3 separate regions of the Homo sapiens genome follow, and all the other regions are linked to region 1. Evidence: chromatin loops called from intact Hi-C (ENCODE). Cell type or tissue: IMR-90. All regions are shown on one strand.

What was found. Peaks named below come from ENCODE experiments on the same cell type or tissue, not always from the same donor. Only the 100,000 strongest peaks of a DNase experiment are listed, where the experiment ranks them.
Region 2: it touches region 1 in a loop (2.9-fold over the local background); 13 of 110 quality-filtered maps call a loop at or near these places.
Region 3: a loop joins it to region 1, with 8 times the contacts of the local background. A loop is called at or near these places in 92 of 110 quality-filtered maps.

The regions. Positions count from the first base shown.
Region 1 is chr6:14,063,348-14,071,347 of GRCh38, forward strand. No RefSeq gene overlaps it. Among named protein-coding and RNA genes, the nearest start is that of CD83, 50 kb to the right of the region's middle. RefSeq lists a silencer at 6,217-6,318. In IMR-90, a CTCF peak has its summit at 3,658 (motif pointing left); DNase peaks (open chromatin) are centred at 3,634 and 5,004; H3K27ac peaks cover 629 bases; H3K27me3 peaks cover 143 bases.
Region 2 is chr6:14,141,078-14,149,077 of GRCh38, forward strand. No RefSeq gene overlaps it. Among named protein-coding and RNA genes, the nearest start is that of CD83, 27 kb to the left of the region's middle. In IMR-90, a CTCF peak has its summit at 3,730 (motif pointing left); a DNase peak (open chromatin) is centred at 3,714; H3K27me3 peaks cover 2,852 bases.
Region 3 is chr6:13,905,492-13,913,491 of GRCh38, forward strand. No RefSeq gene overlaps it. Among named protein-coding and RNA genes, the nearest start is that of RNF182, 15 kb to the right of the region's middle. RefSeq lists a cis regulatory region at 7,474-7,835. In IMR-90, a CTCF peak has its summit at 3,564; a DNase peak (open chromatin) is centred at 3,590; H3K27me3 peaks cover 345 bases.

The DNA of each region.
Region 1 (8,000 bases):
CTGTAATCTCAGCACTTTGGGAGGCCAAGGCAGGAGGACTGCTTGAGGCCAGGAGTTTGAGACCAGCCTGGGCAATATAGAGAGACCCCATCTCTATAAAACATAACAAAATTAAAAAATTAGCTAGGTGTGGTGGTGTGCACCTGTAGTCCCAGCTACTTGGGAGCCTGAAGTGGGAAGATCATTTAAACCTCTGAGTTTGAGGCTGCAGTGAGCTATGATCATCACTGCACTCTAGCCTGGGCAATGGGGTCTCAAAATAAGCAATAGAAAATAAGAAGAAGGCACAGTCTTTCCTCCACAGTATCTAGAAAGCAAAAAATAAACATATTTCTCAGCTAATAAACTACACAGCAATCTTGAGATAATATATTTTCAGCTTTCCACATTAATTAATTGGTTAACCTCTAAAGCAAGTTGGTATTCTTCCTAACATCTTTTGGGGAAATGACAAAAGCAAATTCAATTTAGAATCTTATAAACTTTTATTCTTTTTTGTTGGTTTGGCACAGACACATTTCTTTTTTCTTTATAACTTCTATTATTCTCTTGGAAGGGCCAGGTTTTCAAATCAGAGGCTGACATCACAGTTTGCAGCTCCTGCCAAACAAAAGTTTCCGATGGAGAATATTTGCAAATTTGACCACTGATTTAATTAAAAACGTTCCCAAGAAGTGTAAAAGAACAAGTTTTCAGATCTTTATTTGCAATTGTGAAGCAGTCTGGAAGCTTGAGCCGTGATATCTACCTTTAGTACTTCTTAGGAAGCTCAAAGCATGCAGCCTCCTGAGAGTGGAAAGCTTTCATCCTTTCTTTCCTCATTCAACCTCACCATTGCTTTTGGAAAGCCACATCTGCTGGAATATAGGGGTTAAAATTCTGTCTTCCCCTAGTCACAGGGGTAAAAATTTTCACAAAATTAATAATAATAATAATAATAATAAATAATGGGGGGCTGGGCATGGTGGCTCACGCCTGTAATCCCAGCACTTTGGGAGGCTGAGGCAGGAGGATCACCTGATGTCAGGAGTTCAAGAGCAGCCTGGCCAACATGGTGAAACCCTGTCTCTATTAAAAATACAAAATTAGCCGAGTGTGGTGGCACATGCCTGTAATCCCAGCTACTGGGGAGGCTAAGGCAGGAGAATTGCTTGAACCCAGGAAGCAGAAGTTGCAGTGAACCAAGATCATGCCACTGCACTCCAGCCTGGATGACAGAGGAATACTCATTCTCAAAAATAAATAAATAAATAAAGAATGGGAAGAGAAGAGAGAAGATAATTGAAGGACACCCAGAAACCTTTCCCATCATGTCAGAAATTTACCAGCTACATGAACATTTGCTTCCGAGACAGTATCTGCATGGATCATATCAACTGACTAATCTTCATGGGAATAATTCTTTTTGTAAACCTTTTTGCTTTCTAAGGAATCCACTTGAAAGAAAAGATCTTGGATACAATGGCCCCTTACTACAGTTCTGTGAGGTGTTACGGAAATGTAATCATATCCTCCATCAGTGATTTAAGGGAGTACAGTAGTGAATTATTTTGTAAAGTGTAGAATTTTCTTCCTACTTGAAGAGTCTCTCACTCACTTTTGATTTTTAAGTTTGGATTTTCATGTATTTGTCTCAAAGTCAGAGACATAAATCAACACATGACCCCAAAGGAATACTGGAGGACTACACAAGGGTCTCTGGCAGAGCAAATCTGTTCTGATTCCACACCACCCATCTTCACTCACGACAGAGTCGCAGCGTGGGACAGTGCCTCCGTTCCTATAAAGAAAGGCCACTCTCAGTGTGTTCGGCTGTGCTGTCATGCACTACTACACATATCCCAAGAACCCCAGATACTGAAAAAAGAGAAGTTGCTTTCCCAAAACAGAGTTTTTTCCTATGATCAGCTCATGATCATCTCTCTCCCTTTATCTTTCTTAACCCTAAAAAACCAGTTTTACTATTCATCCATCCTAACAAGGTAAATTAGCCAAGACCTTACCACACCTCCTTTACACTTTCATCTTCCCCCTTTTAGCTGCCTTTAGCAGCCTTATGGATGGGGTTTCACATCTCCCTATATTCTGTACAGGCTGTGTGTGTGCATGCATGTGTGTCCCTGTGTGTGTGTATCTGTGTCTGTCTCTGTGTCCCTCTGTGTGTATATCTGTGTGTTTCTGTGTCCCTGTGTGTATGTATCTATGTCTGTCTCTGTGTGTGTGTGTGTATCTCTGTCTGTGTGTGTGTGTATTTGTGTGTGTGGGGGGGGGTGGGTATGTGTGGTGTGTTTCTCTGTATTCCTTTTCATTTCTCCCTAGGTGGCTGTGCCCAGATCGCCTCTCTACTCCTTCAGATAAAAAGCAAAGGGCTTTGGGGAGGCTGAGGCAGGAGGTTCACTTGAGCTCAGGAGTTAGAGACTAGCCTGGGCAACATAGTGAGACCTCGTCTCTCCAAAAAACTTTAAACAAAAACTTGAAAAAGCAAAGAGCCTTGGGTAATAGTGACAGTAGTCACAGCTAGCGTCCACATGCAGCTTCCTGTGTATGCATCAGGCAGCTCATCACCTGTATATCTGTGGACCACTTTAATCCTCATCACAACCATACGAAGGTGGAACTATTAGTCTCATTTTACAGATGAGGAAATGGCTACGTAAACTCTTGTAAAGAAATCCAGACAAGGCCGGGTGCGGTGGCTCACACCAGTAATCCCAGCACTTTGGCAGGTCTTGGCGGGTGGATCACTTGAGGTCGGGAGTTCGAGACCAGCCTGGCCAAAATGGTAAAACCCCTTCTCTACTAAAAATACAAAAGTTAGCCAGGCATGGTGGTGCGTGCCTGTAATCCCAGCTACTCGGGAGGCTGAGGCAGGAGAATAGCTTGAACCTGGGAGGTGGAGGTTGCAGTGAGCCAAGATTGCACCACTGCACTCCAGCCTGGGCAATACAGTGAGACTCAGCCTCAAAAAAGAAAAAAAACAAAACAAACGGAAACAAAACAAAAAAGAAATCCAAAGGAATGAATAATGAACAATACACTGTCCCTCAAATGTGCTCTCCCCTCAGGCTCACGTTCTTCAGTATATACACATATGCTTACTATATGTGACTACTGTAGTACTATACATTACTACTGTGTCTTAGCTCATTCACCTTAGAGACAAATGGATAGTAAAATTATTTTTTTTTTAGAGTTAGGAAAGGAAAAAAGAAGAGGAGAGGGGTCATGAGTTGATTATATAAACAAACCTTGTTTTGAAGAAGTAGCTTCTCTTATCTCAATGTGTGTGTGTGTGTGTGTGTGTGTGTGTGTGTGTGTGTGAGAGAGAGAGAGAGAGAGAGACAGAGAGAGACAGAGACAGAGTATATGTAGAGCACAGGTTTGGAAAAATCCCTATACCATAAAATATTTCATTGCATCCTTCATGTAATGTATTCATGAGCCTGTAGCTTTCCTTCCTTCCTCCAAGGTAGTCACAGGGGACAACAGTCGTGAGTTGACCTGCTCACAGAGTGTCTAGATAGCGCTGGCACCCAGTAATCCCATTAAAATTTTCCTTAAGGTTCTCTTCCACCTCAAGCCTCAAGACTTGAAACTTGGCAGCCTGCTACCTGGTAAAGCACACATCTTCATGGTACATTACTGCCACCTAGAGCTGATATATTGAAACACAGATTCTAGATAAAGCAAAACTGAGAACAAAGCAAAATAAAAAGTCACGCCCAGCCCTGTCCTAAAGCAAGCTGTTTTAGTCCAAGCAGTTTAGATTAAAAATATAATGGACTTTAAGATGAAATTCCTTTCTTCAAGACGTCCAACTTCCTATCTCTGTAAGTGGGTTACCATCCAATAATATTCAAATTAAAAAGCTCAAATGTAGTAGCTGTCAAAATAAGGAAGAAGGAATTTGAGAGAGAGAGACAGGGAGAGAACATGTTTTGAAAAATAAACCTTTGCAGTTGTAGCCATCATTTGAAAGATGAGGAAACTGAAGCTCAAAGCTGTAACGGATTTCTTTTTTTTTTTCTTTTTTTGAGACAGAGTCTTGCTCTGTCTCCCAGGCTGGAATGCAGTGGTGTGATCTCAGCTCACTGCAACCTCTGCTTCCCAGGTTCAAGCGATTCTCCTGCCTCAGCCTCCCAAGTAGCTGGGATGACAGGCGCCCGCCACCATGCCAGGCTAATCGTTTGTATTTTTAGTAGAGACAGGGTTTCGCCGTGTTGGCCAGGCTGGTCTTGAACTCCTGACCTCAGGTGATCCACTTGCCTTGGCCTCCCAAAGTGCTGGGATTACAGGCGTGAGCCACCACACCCTGCCTGTACCAGATTTCTTGAGTTCAAATCACTAGCAAGCAGTTCTGGCAAGATGGAATACAGGGCTCTGGTTTTTTATTCCAAAATGAAATCATAACACAGAATCAGCGTAAGCCTTAACATAACTCCACAATTAGTGGTGGCCTTCCAACTGCTCCACCCACAGTCCTGGGGGGGGGTGTGTCCATGTGCTGTTCTGTGTGAAGGTCACCCTTGGTAAGATCTGGTGGCTTTGGGATTCATTCCTGGGAGCAGCGTTGGGTATACACCCATCTGTGCACATCCTCTCCGCCAACCAGCAGATGCTTGTCAGATAGTGGCTGAGGTTAGAGGGCAAAGTCTGTGAGTGGAGACCCTGATCTACAAGGGCAGAGACCATAAAACAAGCTTTATTATACCGTGTTCTCACCCACCATTCCTCAATCTGGGAGGTGTAAGGAAGCTGTTCTTGTTAAGTGAAGATGTGGCCCAGATGGAGGAAAGGAAGGAGAGTCTGTTTTGTGATCTTTCTTGTGCTTGGACGTCACTGGAGAAGTCTATAGACCTATTCTTAAAATAATGGTTTCAAATGCATAAAAGGAAATACATGGGATTGTAAAGGAAACCAATTATGGGCAAGCGAAGTAACCACATTCTTTAAAAATATGTGATATTATGTGTCTTAGTCATCTTGGCTACTATAACAAACAAGCTGCCCACAGACTGGGCGGCTTAAGCAACAGACAATGATTTCTTATAGATCTAGAGGCTAGAAGTCCAAGATTACGATGCTGGTGAGAGACAGGACTAGCTGGATTTCCTAGGCTGACTAAGAATCCCTAAGCCTAGCTGGGAAGGTGACCGCATCCACCTTTAAACACAGGGCTTGCAACTTAGCTCACACCTGACCAATCAGGTAGTAAAGAGAGCTCACTAAAATGCTAGTTAGACAAAAACAGGAGGTAAAGAAATAGCCAATCATCTATCGCCTGAGCACGGAGGTGGGGGGACAGTGATCAAGATATAAACCCAGGCATTGGAGCTGGCAACGGCAACCCGCTTTGGGTCCCCTCCCTTTGTATGGGAGCTCTGTTTTCACTCTATTAAATCTTGCAACTGCACTCTTCTGGACCGTGTTTGTTACGGCTCGAGCTGAGCTTTCGCTCACTGTCCACCACTGCTGTTGGCCACTGCCGCAGACCCGCCGCTGACTTCCATCCCTCCGGATCTGGCAGGGTGTCCGCTGTGCTCCTGATCCAAGGAGGCGCCTGTTGCCACTCCTGATTGGGCTAAAAGTTTGCCATTGTTCCTGCACGGCTAAGTGCCCGGGTTCCTCCTAATGGAGCTGAACACTAGTCGCTGGGTTCCACGGTTCTCTTCCGTGACCCACAGCTTCTAATAGGGCTATAACACTCACCGCATGGCCCAAGCTTCCATTCCTTGGAATCCGTGAGGCCAAGAACCCCAGGTCAGAGAATAAGAGGCTTGCTGCCATCTTGGGAGCGGCCCCCCCGCATCTTGGGAGCTCTAAGAACAAAGACCCCTGGTAACACTGGCAGATTTGGGTTTTGGTGAGGGCCCTCTGTCTGGCTTCACAGTGCCACCTTCTCCCTGGATCTCCACATGGCAGGGAGAGAGAGAGAGAGGAGTGGGGAGAGAGAGAGGACGGGGAGAGAGAGGTCTGGTATCTCCTCCTCTTCTTATAAGAGCACCAATTCCATCATAGGGACTCCAACCTCCTGATGCCATCTAAACCTAATCACCTCCCAAAGTTCCCACCTCCTAAATACCTTCACATTGGGCGTTAGTACTTCAACATATGACTTTGGAAAGGGGGGACACAAACTTTCAGACCTAATAACCACCATACTTGTGAAGGGGTGATGAGCATAGCTGGTATTTTGAGGTATCTGCCACAAGGAAAGAGAACATGAAAATATTGACAATTTCCTGTAGTGACAAAGTCTCAGGAACTTGGTATGCTATTGTGATTTGTTGCTTATGTACATAATTGAGGAAATGCTAAATTTCAGTAGGAAGTTAGTAAAAATAAGTATGTAATTTTCTCTCACCCATATTCGCAGACCCTGATTGTGACAGTTAATACTCAGTGTCAACGTGATTGGATTGAAGGATACAGAGTATCTCCCGTAGACTTCTCCAGTGAGGTCCAAGCACAAGAAAGATCACAAAACAGACTCTCCCTCTTTTCCTCAAAGATACAAAGATACAAAGTATCCTGGGTGTGTCTGTGAGGGCGTTGCTAACATTTGAGTCAGTGGGCTGGGAAAGGTAGACCCACCCGTAATCTGTGGCGGCACAATCTAATCAGCTGCCAGCTCAATTAGAATATAAGCAGGCAGAAAAACGTGAAAAGAGAGGCTGGCCTAGCCTCCCAGCCTACATCTTTCTCCCTTGCTGGTTGCTTCCTGCCCTCGAACATCGGACTCCAAGTTCTTCAGTTTTGGAACTCGGCCTATTGTGGGACCTTGTGATTGTGTGAGTTAACACTTAATAAACTCATATATATATATATATATATACACATATATACGTATATATATATATACACATATATATACATATATATGTGTGTGTGTGTGTGTGTGTGTGTGTATATATATATATATATATATATATATATATATATATGAGTTCTGTACCTCTAGAGAACCCTGACTAAAAACTGATATTCTGTCCGTGGGCCTTAGTTTATGAACCTCTGCCTTAGAGAATTCAGCAAACTTATTGGTTTGTAGTCAGCGGGATACAAGGAGTTTTGGAGCATGCTGCAATGGACTGTATTAAATAGCCCTGACAGGGTGCTGAGAGAGACAACTGTGATTGTGTGGGCAGGAATTGTCACACAAGCCGCCCCTGGCCGCAATATTCATCTTCCCCCAGCCATTTCTGGAATGGAGGACATGGATCAATTGTAAGGTCTATCCTAAATCCAGTGTCCTTTTCTCACTGCATGGCCTTGGGTGAAAGGGTGAAAAAGAATGTTAGCAGGTTGCGTCAGCCTCCTGGCCAGAGACCTCTGACTCCAATAGCGAGCTCTGCTTTTTTTTGTTGTTGTTATCTTCCTGGATATATTAGGAAATCCACAGATTTGTGTTCCTTAGGGAAACAGTTAATTTCTAGTGTTCAAGGCCAAATGAATCCTTTCATAAGTAGAGTAAAAGTTAAAATTCAAAAGGGGAGAGGTAGAAATAGTTGGGAGGGTGTCAAATCTCAATAGAAACATCTTTCCAAACTAGAAGCATTTTTTCTTGAACATTTTCAGTATCTAAACTAGTAAAAGATGTCTCAAAATATCTTTTCAACCTTGTTAAGGAAAACCATTGACCAATTCTAGAGGGACTATTTTAAAGCCATTTCTTTGAGTCCATCCTGAAATTAAAACACTCAGGGAGATGTTCTAATTAAACTTTCTAATAAAAAAGAAAAATGCCCCATATCACTTCATTTAGATGCTTCTCCTGCCTCCAAGTTAATAGTGTCATTGGTACCTTTTCAACATATGAGAGCTTAGGCTCACGGAAGGCCTCTAGTGCATGTACACCTGATGTTCACTGTGGTCAGATGTCCACAATGTGGCACTTCTGCAACAGGCATGCTTATGTGCTGGGGGTGGGGAGGGAGGATGATGACTATGCTGGGGAGGAAGGTGGGCTCCTGGCTGCAGGCACATTCAGAAAACTGTCC
Region 2 (8,000 bases), 78 kb after region 1:
AAGATACCTTCAAGGGAATGTGATGGGTTGTGCCTGAGTGATGTGGGACGGGTGTGAATACGTCTTAGGGAAAAGGAAAAGGAATATAACATTGTTTATTGCCCCCAGAGCTTGATAAATCACACACGAGCCCCACTCTGTCCTTCGGAGACAAGACATTTCACTTGCAGACATATCTTTCTTCTTTTCCACTTTTTTATTTCATTCTCCCTGTGGGATCCCAGGCAGCGCACAGTGAGGCAACAAAGGACTATCAGGAAAACATCATCTAGGTGGGGTGTATTTGTTTCCATGGTTCCTGAGAAGTTAGGGTGAAGGAAGGAGGCAAAATGTGAGCAGTGGAAGCAAATCTTCTATTCTTTTCTTCTTTCAATGCATAAACACGTACAGTATCCCTCTGGGCGAGGGAGACAGACCTCACTTAGTGGTTCATTTAGATTCTGCATGAGAAGGAGATATTGTTTTATTCTTCATTATAAGAGGAGCTATTTCTTCAAATTGACCATTTCCTGTCCCCCGCCCCAACTCTTTGCAAAAGTAGCCTGTTTACAATCTACTCTTGTAGATTACAGTACTTAGTAGAGACAAGTAGAGAGAAATTCAGACATTGAAAAGCTTTGAGACATCCCACAGAGTTGGAATGCTTTTTTCAAAGGGAAAAAAATCTGTAAATGTGTATGTACCCAAAAGAGCCAGCTGGACAGCCCATAAACGGCTCCCATTCAGGAACAACAAAAGCCTATGTCAGAAGTCAAGGGACAGGAGGCTGAGAACTAATAATAATTTTGTACTTACACAGCAGTTTTCATCTGAAGACCTCAGAGTGCTTTATAAACATTAATTAAATTGCCCAACAGCCCTGTGAGATGGCTGTGTATCACTATTTCCAATTTGCAGGGGGTATAGGAAGGAGAAATGTATGCATGGAGTGAAGTTGGAACCAGGCCATACTACAATGCATGTGGATTGCGAACTCAGAAAAGGCACCGGGAATATCTCCCTTGTGAATCCAGGGCTCTGGTCAGGTGTACATAGTCCCTGCCAGGCCAAAGAGACAGTGTGATGACTCCCTCCCCAGCAGGACCCACTTTATGCATACAGTCAACTGGCCACCCACACCCGGGCTTGAAGGATGCTGGCATGATCTCCCCAGCAGGCTCATCACCACATGTTAGATTGCGGTCATTTCAGACTCATTCCTTTAGTGAGAATTGTGATGGCAAATCGGCTTCACCGCAGGTGTCAGCTCTGATTGCTGGTAGGTACAGCCAGGCCGGCTGCCTGGAGGATCGCTGTATCTAGTGTGCCTAGTAGAATAGGCCATGATTGATTATTGATATCTGGAAAAGGTAGTTGTTGTAGATTGAATTGTGTCTCAAGAAAAGATACGTAGAAGTCCTAATCCCTGGTACCTGTGAATGTGAGCTTATTTGGAAACAGCGTCTTTGCAAATGTAGGCAAGTTAGGATGAGATCATTCTGGATTAGGATGGGTGTCCTTATAACAAAAGTGAAAGGTGGAGACAGACACACAGAGAAGAGAAGGCCTTGTGAAGACAGAGGCAGAGACTGGAATCATACATCTACAAGCCAAGAAATGTTGAGGATTGCTGGCAACCACTAGAAGCTAAGAGAGAGGCCTGGAACAGATTCAGAGGGAGCATGGCCTTTGCTGACTCCTTGATTTCAGACTTCTGGCCTCTAGTACTAAGAGAGAATACATTCCTGTTGTTCTAAGCCATCCGGTTTCAGGTACTTTGTCATGGCAGCCCTAGAAACTAATATAATAATCTGAATATTGGAAAGCTTTCAAATGCAGGATTGTTAAAATGATCACTCATTTAAAAACACACCCTACCATCTTGATAACTGAAGGAAGGTTTCCTGGAGGGACTGGGCTGTGACTGTGGTGTGCTCCAGCTGGAGATGAGGTCAGAGTGCAATGGTGGTGACAGGGACATCACAGCGATCCTCTGGCATGGCAGGTGTTGATGGTTCTCAGACACTTAGATGTTTTGGCAGGTCAATCCTGTCTTAACATGTTGAATTGCACTTGTGCAAATGCATTTAACACATTCCATTTCTTAATCCCCACAATAAATCAGAAAATCAAAGAATGCACCCAGAAGCCAGTGGTGCTAGATCAAGTGTAGCAAAAGGAAAAAAATCTTTAGACATTAAGACCCAAAGTCTGGAAATACCATTCATCTGGCATGGGTGAGGTTGCAGACGTTCGTGGTAAGAGATTATATGTGGTATTTATCTTTAGTCTTACCCTTTTCAGGCTCCTTTGAAAAAAATGCAAACAGGCCCCAGAGGGGGTAACACATAATAAGGTAGAAAGATGGTGGCTGACACACTGGTGTGAAAAAAATATAGTCTTTGGAGTCAGTCAATGTGAATTAGAATCCAGGTGACTCAATTTACTCATCTGGTAAATGGGTATGATATTCTCATAGATTTGTTGTGAGAACTAAATGCATTGATATTTGTGTAAAGGTGTGGTGTGCAGTATGTGTTAAATTATCAGTAGCATTTGCTTCTGCTCAATAAGTAGTTTTCTTCTTTTGGAGCATGGAAGCTGATGATATAGGCCCGGCAAGCTGGAGGAGGGGCAGAAGGCGAGGCTGGGAGAGATGGCTCCATTGAAGGAGGCTGCATAATTGAGCCTGCCATTGGACTGTGGCTTGGAGAGAAGTTGCTGCCTACTCTACGTGGCTTTAGTTAGCCCCTCCCAGGATTTCCCTGGGAAGATTCTCCTTGTCTAGGGTCACCCCCGAGAGCTCCTGGCAGCAGCAGCAGCAGCAGCCTGTCCACAGTGGGCCAACAGTAGGCAGTGGGGCTTCTTCCTTCTCTGTCTCTTCTCTCTAAGGTAGGGTTCATCTTCTGGGGAACCAGAAATGCGGAGCAACAGGGAGGCAGCTCGAGTTGTGGATGGATCCTCTTCACAGGCTGAGAGCAAAGCAATATAAAGAAAGCAAGAAGTCACTCCTCTTAGACTAGGCCAAACATCGGCATCAGCTGAACCCAAAGGAGGTGAAATCAGCAACCTTACTTTCTTTGAAAGTGATTTCCAGGCTGGGCACAGTGGCTCACGCCTGTAATCCCAGCACTTTGGGAGGCCGAGGTGGGAGGATCACTTGAGGCCAGGAGTTCAAGACCAGCCCAGGCAACATGGCGAGATCCTGTCTCTACAAATAATAATAAAAAAAAATAGCCAGACATGGTGGCGTGTGCCTGTTGTCCCAGCTACTTGGGAGGCTGAGGCAGGAGGATCCGTTGAGCCTGGGAGGTTGGGGCTGCGGTGAGCTATAAGTAACAGTCATAATGAGTGCATCATACCACTGCACTCCAGCCTGGGTGGCAGAATGAGACCCCTGTCTCAAAAAAAAAAGTGACCTCTGAACCCCCCTTATATTTTTAACCCGAATTTACCCAGACACAAATGATCTTTGCCAAATAACTCATTATATTTTCATTTTTTAAAACAAATCCTAACAAATTTTGAGTATAACTTTATTTCTCCAGGCTCTTCATGACCAAGGACATGAGTAACAACCCTGATAAAAATAAAATTATCCTTGACGCTGCATTTCCCCACCAAATAGGGCTGGTGTCCCGCGCACAGGCCCCATTCTTGTGGGCCTCCATGGCTCTCCTTGGCCCTTGGCCCCCCGTCAGTGTTGTATTGTTGGTCTGGCCACTGCTGCTGTCTGTGCTGCCACCTGGTGGATGGGTTAAGCAACTGCTTCCCCCATCCCTCCTGCTCAGGCTGACTTGCTGCTCCCAAGGCTGCGGCCGCTGGGCCCCTGGGAGTCGTAAAGGCCTCTCTTGCCAATAAAACCTCCCTACATAATAAGCTAACTTCTTGCGTTTCTTTCAGTTCCTGGAATTGGGGCATTTTCCACCACCCCAGTGCCCCATTCAAAAACATCTTGCCCCCAACATTAGCCAAAAACCACAGCAGGGGCCAGACACAACTGTTGTCACTACAGGAAGATGCCCTGCCCACGTGGGACTTCACAGGTTGTACAGCCTTTCTCTGTCATCTTTGTAACTCTTAATCCCAGAACAGGCTTGACCCACCAGGTTCAGTCTCCCAGTAATCTTCCCTAGGAAGCCTGTGGAGGTTGGTTGCCATATAGCTTAGATTTGGGGTGGAAGGGGGCATCTGTAATTTCAAATTTCCCTTCCCACTGCATGAATCTTTTTGTTCAAATAACAAGGTCAGCCTATTTTCTGCTCATGTGCACTAGAGTTCCTGATGAGCCCATCGCTTAGGGCAGTGTTTTCTTTCCCTCGGGCTCTTATAACCTCCCTTCCCCACAAGAATGTGGGAACAAGTGACCAGCCACCTCCTTCAGCTTCAGTCTCTGCATGTCCTTCATGGCCCTCCCAAGAGCTAGTTCAGAATAGCAGCAGGTCGACTGGGATGCAGCCCGGTAGGCCCGCTCTCATGGTTGCTCTGGTCCTCAGGACTGGGTAGGAGCAGAGGAGAGAGGAGAGGAAGAGGTGTGCCTTAGTTTCCTCTTCTCCTCCCTGCCTCCTTGCCTAAATCATGCAAGCTGGGAGTGGGATGCTCTCACCTGGCTCCTTTATTCTCATAAAAATCCCGTTGTCCCCAGTGCCAGATGCTGAGTAAAGAGAAAGCCAGGTCAAGCCTCAACCATAATGAACAGGAAGCAAGAGCAGCCTGGAGGTTCTGGGCACAGAAAAGGGATTGGTGCAGAGAAGAGAAGAGGTCCTATGTGGCAGGTCTTTGCTGGGGAAAGGGTGCAGTACACACGTGGGGAGCGTGAGCTTCGCACCAGGCACTTTGCATCCGTTAGCTTTTCCCCACTTTATGGATTAGATAACTGAACCTCAGAGAAGTCAGATAATGTCCCAAGGTCCCATGGCTAATGTGTGGAGCCAGGATCCAGACTCACGTCTGCAGATCTATTTGATTTCCATGCTCTGGCTTTTGCTGCTAAACCCTCCTCCTCACACTGGGGGAAGAATGCGTGTGCTTCTGGGAACATGTGTGCAGAAGAAGCCTGGCCACCTTCTCCTGACTACTGCCCCTCCGTGCCTCTGATCATGTTACCATTGGTGTACTTTCCAACCAAATATTTGCAGTCATCTCTGAGGTGGCAGAGATGGCACCAGTGTGCCCACATCTGGGAGGACTCAGGCTGCGTGACCACTGGCACAGGATCCAGGCTCGTCCCTTGTCCACTACAGACCCCAGATGGCCTGAATCAGATGCTCTTGGCAGGGAAGAGCGTGAGCAAAATGGCAACCAGGCCTGAGAGGGTCCCCCAGACACAGCCCTGAGTTCTGTCTCTCTGGAAAGGCCGATTTGTGCAGCAAGCTCTTGGGAGGTAGATAACCCAGTCTGACAAGCGACCTTGAAAGAATTACAGCAATAATATTTTCAGTTGGTTGGGCCAATCTTGGCCAATTTCTCCAGAGCGTTAGGTGCGAACGTCAGTCTGGGACTCCACATTGCTCATGCATGTGTTTGCCGTGTCCCCTTTGCTGTTTTAAGTGTTTATCCTGTGGCTTGTACAAGCGACATCGCTCTCTTCCCTGGTGAGAGCCAGTCTCCAGGCCTCCCTCCCCCACACTCTGCTAGAAGTGCAGCGAAGCAATGAGAACAAGGATCTTGTTCCAAGCCCACTGAGCAAGTGCTAGCATTTAGTGACCTTCTGCACCAGTAATTCGGTCCTTCGGGGATTGAAATTGATTTTCCTCCTTTCTGTGTGTGAGCACAACCCAAGTGCACAGCTCTGTTATGAATGCTGATCTCAGGTGTGTATTTAAAGGTGAACAGCAACACTCTTGAAGACAGAAATGAGAAAAGTTGTTTGCATAGCCTCTGTGAATGGACGGGATGTCTGCTCCAAAGACTGGCTTTGAATTTCTCCAAGCCCTTTTGTGTGTATGTGCATACATGTTTGTGTGTGTGTGTGTGTGTGTATGTGTTGGGGTGAGGTAGGGTGTCCAAAACTGTAAGTGAACACATGTAAAACTACTCAAATTCCTTCCCATGAAGCTGGTCCAAGAGTGGGGTGTTTGTCTCTGGCACGAGATTTAAGAAGGTGTCCAAAGAGTCAGTACTCAAGATTAAAATGTTTTAATGCTGTATTTTTTTAAAAATCCAAGTGAATGGAATGATGAGCAAAATCTGCAAATTTTAAATAAGTAAACAACCAGCATTACTAATTTTTTTCTTTTGCTTCAGGCTCCAGTACGGCTTGGCAGGGCACCTTTTTGTATAACATTTTGATATTTTATTCATCATGGATTTTTCTATGTTCATTTTAATTTTTGCAATATTGGAAATATTCTAAACATTTAGAAATATTGGAAATATTTTATATCTTGATCGCTGAGTTTTCTGGGATCCCCTCATGGTTTGCATCCCAGGTGAATTGCCTCTTCCTAGTCCCAGCCCCCTTTAAACCTTGCCTGAGTCAGGGGTAGGACTGATTTGAGACTGGCCAAAGACACTAGCTCCGTTATTTCCCACTAGTCGAAAGGCGTTGTTGAACTATTCCTCTAGTTAGTAACTGTTAAAGCCCAGATGGCATTCATATTTTGGCCTTTGCTCTGTCACAGCTCAAGTCATCGTCAGTGCCAAGTAGAAGAAGTAAAGGAGGCTTAGTTCTCTTGGGGGGAGTGCCAATTTTGTAGACCTTGATGGTCCAAGAACTGCCCAGGCCATGAGAAGATACAATGAGGGCTGTGGTAGAAGCACAAGTTTAATTTTGATGCCCAGCCCTAGCTGACGAGGTTTGTAGAGGAGCCTCAACCTCGTCTCCCACCTTGTCCAGCTCATAGCACACACTTGGCTGTGCACCCAGCGTACCCCCACATTCCCACCGTACGTGAATCATCATCCCCAGTGTGTCCCCCAGTGACAGGCTGCACAGGTGTGATATTCATAGCTGCCGTTTGAGGATGTAGACGGGTGACTGCTGGTGTTTCTGGAAAAGCCAGCTATTTCGTAATTGTAAAATTGACCTCTACTCCACAGCTTCACTGCACACTGGAGTATTTCCTGGCAGATCCATCTAACCCAAAATGAGATTACATTTCCTGGCAAGAAGTGGGCAACTGGTTTAAAATCTCACAGCAACCGCATGGCTCAACTTGCAATATTTCTTTACATTCACTTACCCAGGTCTTTCTGGGTCTATTAACTGGCAAGGTTAAAGGGGCAACATTGGGAGCTTGGGGTCCTACCTTTTGAACCAAGAGGTCAGTGAGAGACGGCCTGACTCTGTTAGTTTTAACTTTTCCTCTCAAACCTATTCTCCCTCCCCCATATGCCTTTCTTCAGGAGCTGTCGTCCTCACCTGGACCCAACCAGTCATTCCCAGTGTTACCTCCTTCATTATTTAGAGCCCCTCTGCTGCCAGAGCGATCCTGTTCCAGTGCTGGTTTGGCCATGCCATTTCACTTTTTTAGAGCCTTCTGGTCTCCCACCCTCACTGGAATTCTGCCCACCTCCCTGCTCAGGGCTCATGCTCTCCCTGCCTGGTTGTTTGCAGTTCAGTCTCAGCCTCTGCGGCTTTGCACACATCATACCTCCAGTCTCGCTCCAGTCTCCTGCCTGGGGGTGACTGCCTGAGCTCTGCCCAGGCAGCATGGTGGTGGGGTCTTAGGGTCCAGCATCTGGGCTTTTTACTCCTTGCCCTGATGTCAGCGGGGCACCAGCCCCTGCCCTCTGACCTGCCTGGTAGCCTCGAGCCTGGAGCTTGTCCATGTCATCCCCCAAATAAGACCCCTGCATATCCTGGTGGCAGTGGGCATGGGGACCAGTTACCCCACTGGACAAGTTGGGAAGTCTTACTGCCTCTTTTGTGACATCTAATCAATCTTCCTGATTGATTCAATGCCCTGTCTCCCACCTTCAATGACACTCTAGCGGGGCCTGTAATTCGTGAATCTGTCTGGGGTTCTAGAGAGCAGATGAGCTTATTTAGCATCGGTAACCCCTTTGCTGCAAGCACT
Region 3 (8,000 bases), 160 kb before region 1:
AAACGATATTACTTAGCGCTGGTATATTTCTTTCTATTTTCTTTTCCATTAAGATATTTACCAAGCACATTTGAATGTATAATTTTATATTTTGCCATTTATCCTTAACATTATAACAGAGGCACACAAGGCGTTTTGCATCTTGTTTTTTTTCCATTTATTGTGATATCTTTGACATCTTGTCACATTGGCATATGTAGACTTACCTCATTCTTTTTAATAGCTGTATGGTATGAACATAACACAGTTTTTTTAATGAACACAATGTTATTTCATAGTCTTCTTTACCATTGAGATATTTACCAAGCATATTTAAATATTTAATTTTATATTTTTCCATTTATCCTTGACATTATAAGCATTTCATGTTATTTCATAGTCACAATATTATCACAATGTTGAATGGCTGTATAATATTTTATTGCAAATGGCAGTTTAACTCTTCTATTAATAATTTGGTTTGCTTCCAACTTTTTGCATTATATCGGTAATGTAACAAATATCTTCATGAGTAAAGTTTTTTTGTATTAAAGTTTACTGGGCTAAAGAATATAAACATTTGTAATGCTTGTGACACACAGTACTTCTCCAAAAGGATCATATTCAGTTTACATATAAAGTGTCATTTTAAACTTTCAGTTTAATTATTCTAATTTTAAATTTATTTATTATACTTATTTATATTTAAAACAAAATAAAACAAGCATTTCTTAAATTACAGATCATTGTCAACATTTTACATGGTGCCGAGATGTATAAAGTTTAAAGTGAGGCTGGGCGCAGTGGCTCATGCCTGTAATCCCAGCACTTTGGGAGGCTGAGGCAGCCGGATCATTTGAGGTGAGGAGTTCGAGACCAGCCTGACCACATGGTGAAACCCTGTCTCTACTAAAAATACAAAAATTAGCTGGGTGTGGTGATGGGCGCCTGTAATCTCAGCTACTCAGGAAGCTGAGGCAGGAGAATTGCTTAAACCAGGGAGGCGGAGGTGGCAGTGAGCCGAGAACGCTCCACTGCACTCCAGCCTGGGTGACAGAGTAAGACTCTGTCTCAAAAAATAAAAAATAAAGTGAAATTATCCCATAATGTTATTTCCCAATGTAATTACTGTTTATAGTTTATTGTATATTCTTCCAAAATTTTTGATATGCATATACTGACATTTATTGCAGTCATTCTCTGTATTAAAAACACGCATGGCGTTTTGCATCTTGTTTTTTTTTCCATTTATTGTGATATCTTTGACATCTTGTCACACTGGCATATGTAGATTTACCTCATTCTTTTTAATAGCTGTATGGTATGAACATAACACAATTTTTTTTATCCCATCTTTGATGGACAGTTGGGCTTGTTCCAAGTTTTTTCCTGTTACAGACAATACTGCAATGAGAGTTCATGTATATATGGTTTAATGAGCATTTACTGCTGTGAAAATGTGACTTTGGAAATTGTTGGCAAGATGATTCTCTCAGTGTGCTGAAACATACAATATTGAAACATCATTTAAAATTTTAAATTTGAATTGAGTCATTGTCATTAAAACCAGGTTAAAATCACAGTGATCTTTTCCTCTTATATAGGAATGAATCCTCTTGCTCCAGATGGAACATAAAGCTCCTTAAATTGAAATTCATTGCACGGGGGCTCTGATGGCCCTTAACAGATGGAAGAACAATCTCATTTGGGTGGTTATGTAATTCAGTGATTATCATGGAACCCTTCAGATACCATCAGACAGAAGGTGGACAGAGTGAGGCTCTGCGGCAAAGGCAGGTGCCATGGCTATAGATTCACTATACTTGTTTCTCTGCATTTATTTGCATCAATAAGACCAGAATCAAGATCTGAGCAGTATAACATGATCTGGTCTAATGACCAACTTTGGAATCTCAGAAATCAAACATTGGGATGCCAGTTGGAATTCAACTAGTTTCTAGTTAAACAACCTTGAGAGGGTCGTTCCATCTCTCTGAAAGCCTTATTTGTACAAGTATGCTAGACAATGCCTCTAGAAGGAGGTTATGATATTAATATTCATTCAATAGATATTAGTTGAGGATTATGTGGCAAGAACTTTTCTGGGTTCTAGAAATACAAGTGTCAATAACATAGATGAGAATCTATTTTTATTTTTCTCAAAGGTGACATTGTTACCTGCCTTAACTGAAAGTAATCAACTGATCTGCTTGGATTTAACCAACTAAGTTTAGCTTTTATGCATTGCATTTTCTTGGTAATGCAGGCTTGCACCAAGGCAGACTATTAGCCAAATCGAAAGATCCTGTTTGAGCTTATCTATTCAACAAAGTACTATTTCTCCTGCCTTATATTATGGCTAAATTTAGAACTCATCATTTCAACACACACTGAAACAAACCAACCTACCTTCCTTCCTTCCTTCCTTCCTTCCTTCCTTCCTTCCTTCCTTCCTTCCTTCCTTCCCTCCTTCCTTCCTTCCTTCCCTCCCTCCCTTCCTCCCCTCCTCCCTCCCTTCCTCATTCCCTTCCTCCCTCCCTTCCTACCTTCCTCCTGCAACAATGCCCAGAACAAGCATCAAGAGCAGCAACTGGCACATAGTAGTACAAAATAAATTTGATCGACTAGATTTCTACAAATATTTATTGTCTAAATTTCATGCAATAGAATGGCTGTGGGGTATACAAAGATAAATAAAATATAATTTCTACTTTCTAAGATCTCATACCTAGTTAAGAGATAGTTATAACAACCAGAAATATGCTGAATGTTTTAAGAATTATGTGCATAGGTCATCTACCTCCATATCTCCAAGTTAAGTTGCCATTTTCTCTTTTCATTGTTCTATTCGACCTACCCTAGACTTTTATCTACATTTGTCTAAAATTGGCACACCAGATAAATTAGGTTATCTAATTTATCTAAAATTGGCAGACCAGATAAATCAAACAACTTTGTGTGTGTGTGTGTTTTGGTGAATCAGAGATTACATTTTGTATCCTTTTCAAGAGAGTGTTTGTAGGCAGCATTGGTAAATGTTTTATACTTGTTTGCAAAGCTGGTATAAATATTTCAGGACACAATTGAGCTTTTCTCATTAAAGCCCATTTTTCTGTCTCTGTATGCAGAAGTTTCTAGCTGTGGAGAGAAAGTACTATTTAAAATAATTGTGAAGATCCTAATTCTATGGCAGCTGTGACAAATGGACCTTTTCTGCTCTATTAGGTTTTGATGAGCTTATTTTTAGTTAAAACAGTAACTTTTGTTACTAAAAAACTCTTAATTTGATCTCTATTTTCAAAATTTGCTCCCACTTAAAGTCTATACTGAGCTTGAAATCAGGATCCATTTATTTTTCAAACCAGTAGCACAATCTGCATCACAGTTCTCAGTCAGATTTGATATTTATAGTAGGGTTTCTAGATACCCTAAAGCTTCCGTCTGATATTTCTGCAAATTAGGAAAAACAGTGTGAATAAACAACAAGCTACTTTCTGTAGAGCGACATTTAAACGTAATGCAGGAATGGATGTGTGAAATTTTAATTTCCCCTTAGGTCACTTTTAATATTCTACCCATAGATGGCAGCAAGTGACCAGGCAGCTAAACCCCCAGGCCTTCTAGCCAGTCTTTATCAGGTGGATCTGTTGTAAAGCCACAAGAAAGGGAAAGCCATGGCTGAGAACAGATCCCATCTCTGGAGATTGTTTCATTCAGTCGTCTTAGATGGCTCTTCTCTTCAGATGTGGAGAACTTTGTTGTGTTTGGATTCTTCTTCTGAGGCTTAGGAGAAGTGTCCTTGTAGCACTGAAGGAATGCCTAAGGCCAATCAGAAAGGGCATGAGGCTGAGGGCTTCTCTGGACTGCTCAGTGCCTTCTGCCTTGGCTCCTTTATCTCTGAGCATGATGGAGTGGAAATTCCCCTGAAAATTCAGCCTTGCCTACGTGGTCCCTAGGAGTCTGGAGTTCCTTGCTCTTATTTTTCAACCTCTCAGCAAATTGTATTCTTGGGCAGCTCATATCTTGAATCCTGCTGTGCACCATTGGCCCCATGGGGTTGGAGGGTCAACCTGCAGGTGACTTTTAACAGGATAACCTAAGGTAGGCATAAACTGGTTGATGGGTATACATACATTTATTTTGTTCTTATTATTTCTTTAGCACCGTGTAAATACTTTATATACATCATCCTATTTGCTCCTCACAAGACCTCTACAAACTAGTTATTATGAATCTCGTTTGGCCAATGAGGAAATAAAAGTAAATTAATTTGTTTGAAGTCACAAACCCAGTGTAAACAGCTTTAGCTACTTTAAGGAGGCTGCTTCTTAGAATGTGGTAAGACTTGGATCACATTCTCAGCCAGTAGGTACAGATCACTACCATGTGCATAAGGAGTGATACACATGTTCCACAACCTTGAAGACTTTACAGTGAGAGGTTCTACACATAGAAAAAAGATAGAAAGCAGCAGAAAAATTTAAGAAAATCCAAATTATGATAATTGGAACTTCTGGAAGACACTGGAATAAAAGGGATGTCTTAGGGTTTTCAGGTTTTCATAGAAATGAAAGAAGCCAGAGTAGAAATGGAAGCTAAACAGGGGCCTGATCAAATTCAAGATGGAATATCCTACTCTTCCAGTTTCCCTTGAGTGGTGTAACATCAAGCACTTGGCTATCCTCAGCAAACTAACACAGGAACAGAAAACCAAACAACACATGTTCTCACCTATAAGTGGGAGCTGAACAATGAGAACACACGCACATAGGCAGGAGAACAACACACACTGGGGCCTGTGTGGTAGAGGGTGGGGAGAGGGAGAGCATCAGAAAAAAGAGCTGATACATGCTGGGCTTAACATTTAGGTGATGGGTTGATAGGTGCAGCAAACTACCATGGCACACATTTACCTGTGTAACAAACCTGCACATCCTGCACATGTACCCCAGAACTTAAAATAAAATAAAAAAGAAGTTGGCTAATAGCCTCACATTGTAAGGGCCAAGATATGGTGAACAGGATCCTCAAACTCTCATAGAAATCTAGGATCTGGATCTACTGTGGGTGTCTCTGACTGTATAAGGTCTCCTGAAGCATCAGGAATAGATAGTTTATAAGAATCCAAAGCTTACAAATGGCCAATAAGCACATGCAAAAATGCTCAACATCATTAGTCACTGGGGAAATGCAAATCAAAACCAAAATGAGATACTACTTCACACCAAGTAAGATGGCTAGAATCTAAAAGTCAGAAAACAAATGTTGGTAAAGATGTAGAAAATTGGAACCCTCATACACTGCTGGTGAGAATGAAAAAAAAACGCAGCCAGTTTGGAAAACAGTCTAGTGGTTCCTCAAATGATTTAACGTAGAATTACCTATGAAATTCTACTTCTAGGTTTATACCCAAAGAAAATGAAAAAGCATGTCCACACAAAAACTTGTACATGACTGTTCATAGCAGGATTACTCATAATAGCTAAAATGTGGGAACAACCCAAATGTCCATCAACTGTTGAATGGGTATATTCATACAATGTCATGAATGAAATACTGATTCACACTACAACATTTATGAACCTTGAAAACATGATGCTGAGTGAAAGAAGCCAGCCACAAGAGACCACATATTGTATCATTCCATTTATATGAAATCTCCAGAGTAGGCAAATCTGTAGACATGGAAAGCAGATTAGTGGTTGCCTAGGGCTGGGGGCAAAGTGTAGGAGGATCAGAAGGTGATAGCTAAAGGGTATAGGGTATTTTTTTGAGGTGATAAAAAACGTTCTGAAATTGATTGTGCTCATGGTTTTCCAACTCTGTAAATATACTGAAAACCATTGAGTTATACACTTAAAGTGGGTGAATTGTATGGCATGTGAATTATATCTCAAAAAAGTTGTTTTTAAAAAAAGAATCCATAATCAGCTACAGCTACTTAATGTAGAGCTTATTTGCCAGGTAGTATTCTAAGCACTTTGCATATGTTAACTCTTTTAATCCTCAGCACAATCTCACCAGATAGGTAATTTAATCTTGCCCATTTTACAGATGGAAAAACCAAGACACAGGGGTATGAAGAGTCTTGCCCAAGGTTACTTAGTTTACAAGAAAGGCCACATTAGAATCTCTTGTGTAAAACTGGAAGGGCTTCAGAAATTCTGCTCTTAATCATAGGCCATACTGCTTGTGAGAGAAGAGATCTGTGTGTGTGATCACCTCGTTAAACCCCCTTCATTTTATATATGGAAAAACAAGGCACGCTTAGGGTGGAGCTGCCATAGAGCCAAGGCTACTGCTCCTGGTTTGAGACGCAGTGGTATCATGTTAGCTAGGCACTAAAGGGTTAGGCAGGACAAACTCAGAGTCATTCACTTACACAGGGGACCATTTTTTCTTAGAAATTATTATTATTATTTTTGAACCTGGGATATGAGTCAGGTCAAAATGCATAGATGGTGGAGGGGGGGCTGTTAAAAAGAAGAAAATGAGGATGCAGGCAATAAAATTAGTTGGGGATTTGGGAGTTCATAGAAGTAAAGTGAAATAATATGCAAGCATGTCCATGAAATATTGCCTGTTTCATTTTTCATTATGTATTATCAGAAGATTTCAAGGGAACTAAATTTGTAGAAAGATCTTGCTTGAAGTCAGAATGGTTCTTTTTCTGTGAGAAACTATTAGGTGTTCCACATTCCTCTTCTGTGTCACCATTGTGTCTAAGGAGGAAGGGAGTGGATCCCAGGCTATGGAGACAGATGGGGAAGCAGAAACAAGCCTTGGCATTCTATTAAGTGACTTAAAGTTACAGAATATCGAAGAAAGCCTGAATTACCATATGATCACCATTGTTCCTCATAGTTATCTTTTTTTTTTTTTCTTTTTGTGAGACAGAGTCTTGCTCTGTCGCCCAGGCTGGAGTGCAGTGGCATGACCTCAGCTCACTGCAACTTCCACCTCCAGGGTTCAAGCAATTCTCCTGCCTCAGCCTCCTGAGTAGCTGGGATTACAGGCACCTGCCACCATGCCTGGCTAATTGTATATTTTTAGTAGAGATGGGGTTTTTCCATGTTGGCGAGGCTGGTTTTGAATTCCTGACCTCAGGTGATCTGCCCACCTCGGCCGCCCAAAGTGCTGGGATTACAGGCGTGAGCCACCGCGCCTGGCCAGTAGTTATCCTTCTTGTATTGTTATCTTCCCTAAATCAGCTTTCCACAAGAGTCCTCTGCTAGCTTTTGTGCTCCTCCTGTCTCTTTACAGTATTGGCAGTTAGTTTGCCCCAAGGTCCTCTGAGTTTTCTTTGAGGCTGAGCTATCTTTCTGTTCCCTGGCATTTCTGTCATCCTTCTTGAATTGCTCAATTGCGCTGTTCATTCCCCCTGCAGTCTCTTAAATGGCTCAAAATGGAGCACAGCTTCAAAGAGCACTCTGATATTTGTAGTCTTACATGTGATTTGTAACCTTGAAGGTTTCCCATGGAGGAATTTATATATCTGTGAGCAATGTTAGATTACAACATGTTCAAAAAGAACATTGCAGTAAACGTGTGAACGCCAAGACATGGGGGATGAGTAAATCCATGCAAAAGTAAATCAAATAAATTTGAGGTGAGAAAGAACAACAACAAAAATGAAGGACACAAGGTGGCATACTGTGAAGCAGTGATAAGAGATAAATGACAGCTGTAGTCAGGCTAGCAGGAAGTGATAAAGGTTGGGTGACTCAGTTTGAATGAATGAAAGCTGATGGTGATGGACAGATCGAGAGGAATTTTCCCACAAGTCAGGACAAGCCTCCACGTCAAATAATTATACATAAGCCCCTATTTAATTTGGCAATCAACATGAAAGCAATGAATAGTGATAGCCTTTCAGCTTAATTTAGGTGAGTGTAAGATAAGTGTTTTCGGTAACTGTGTATAAAAGTATCCAGGACAATAAAACAAGCTACAGCTTAAATCAAGTGGACAATCCTGGTCTTTTAGATTCAGCCTTTCATCATGATCCCTGTTGATGATGA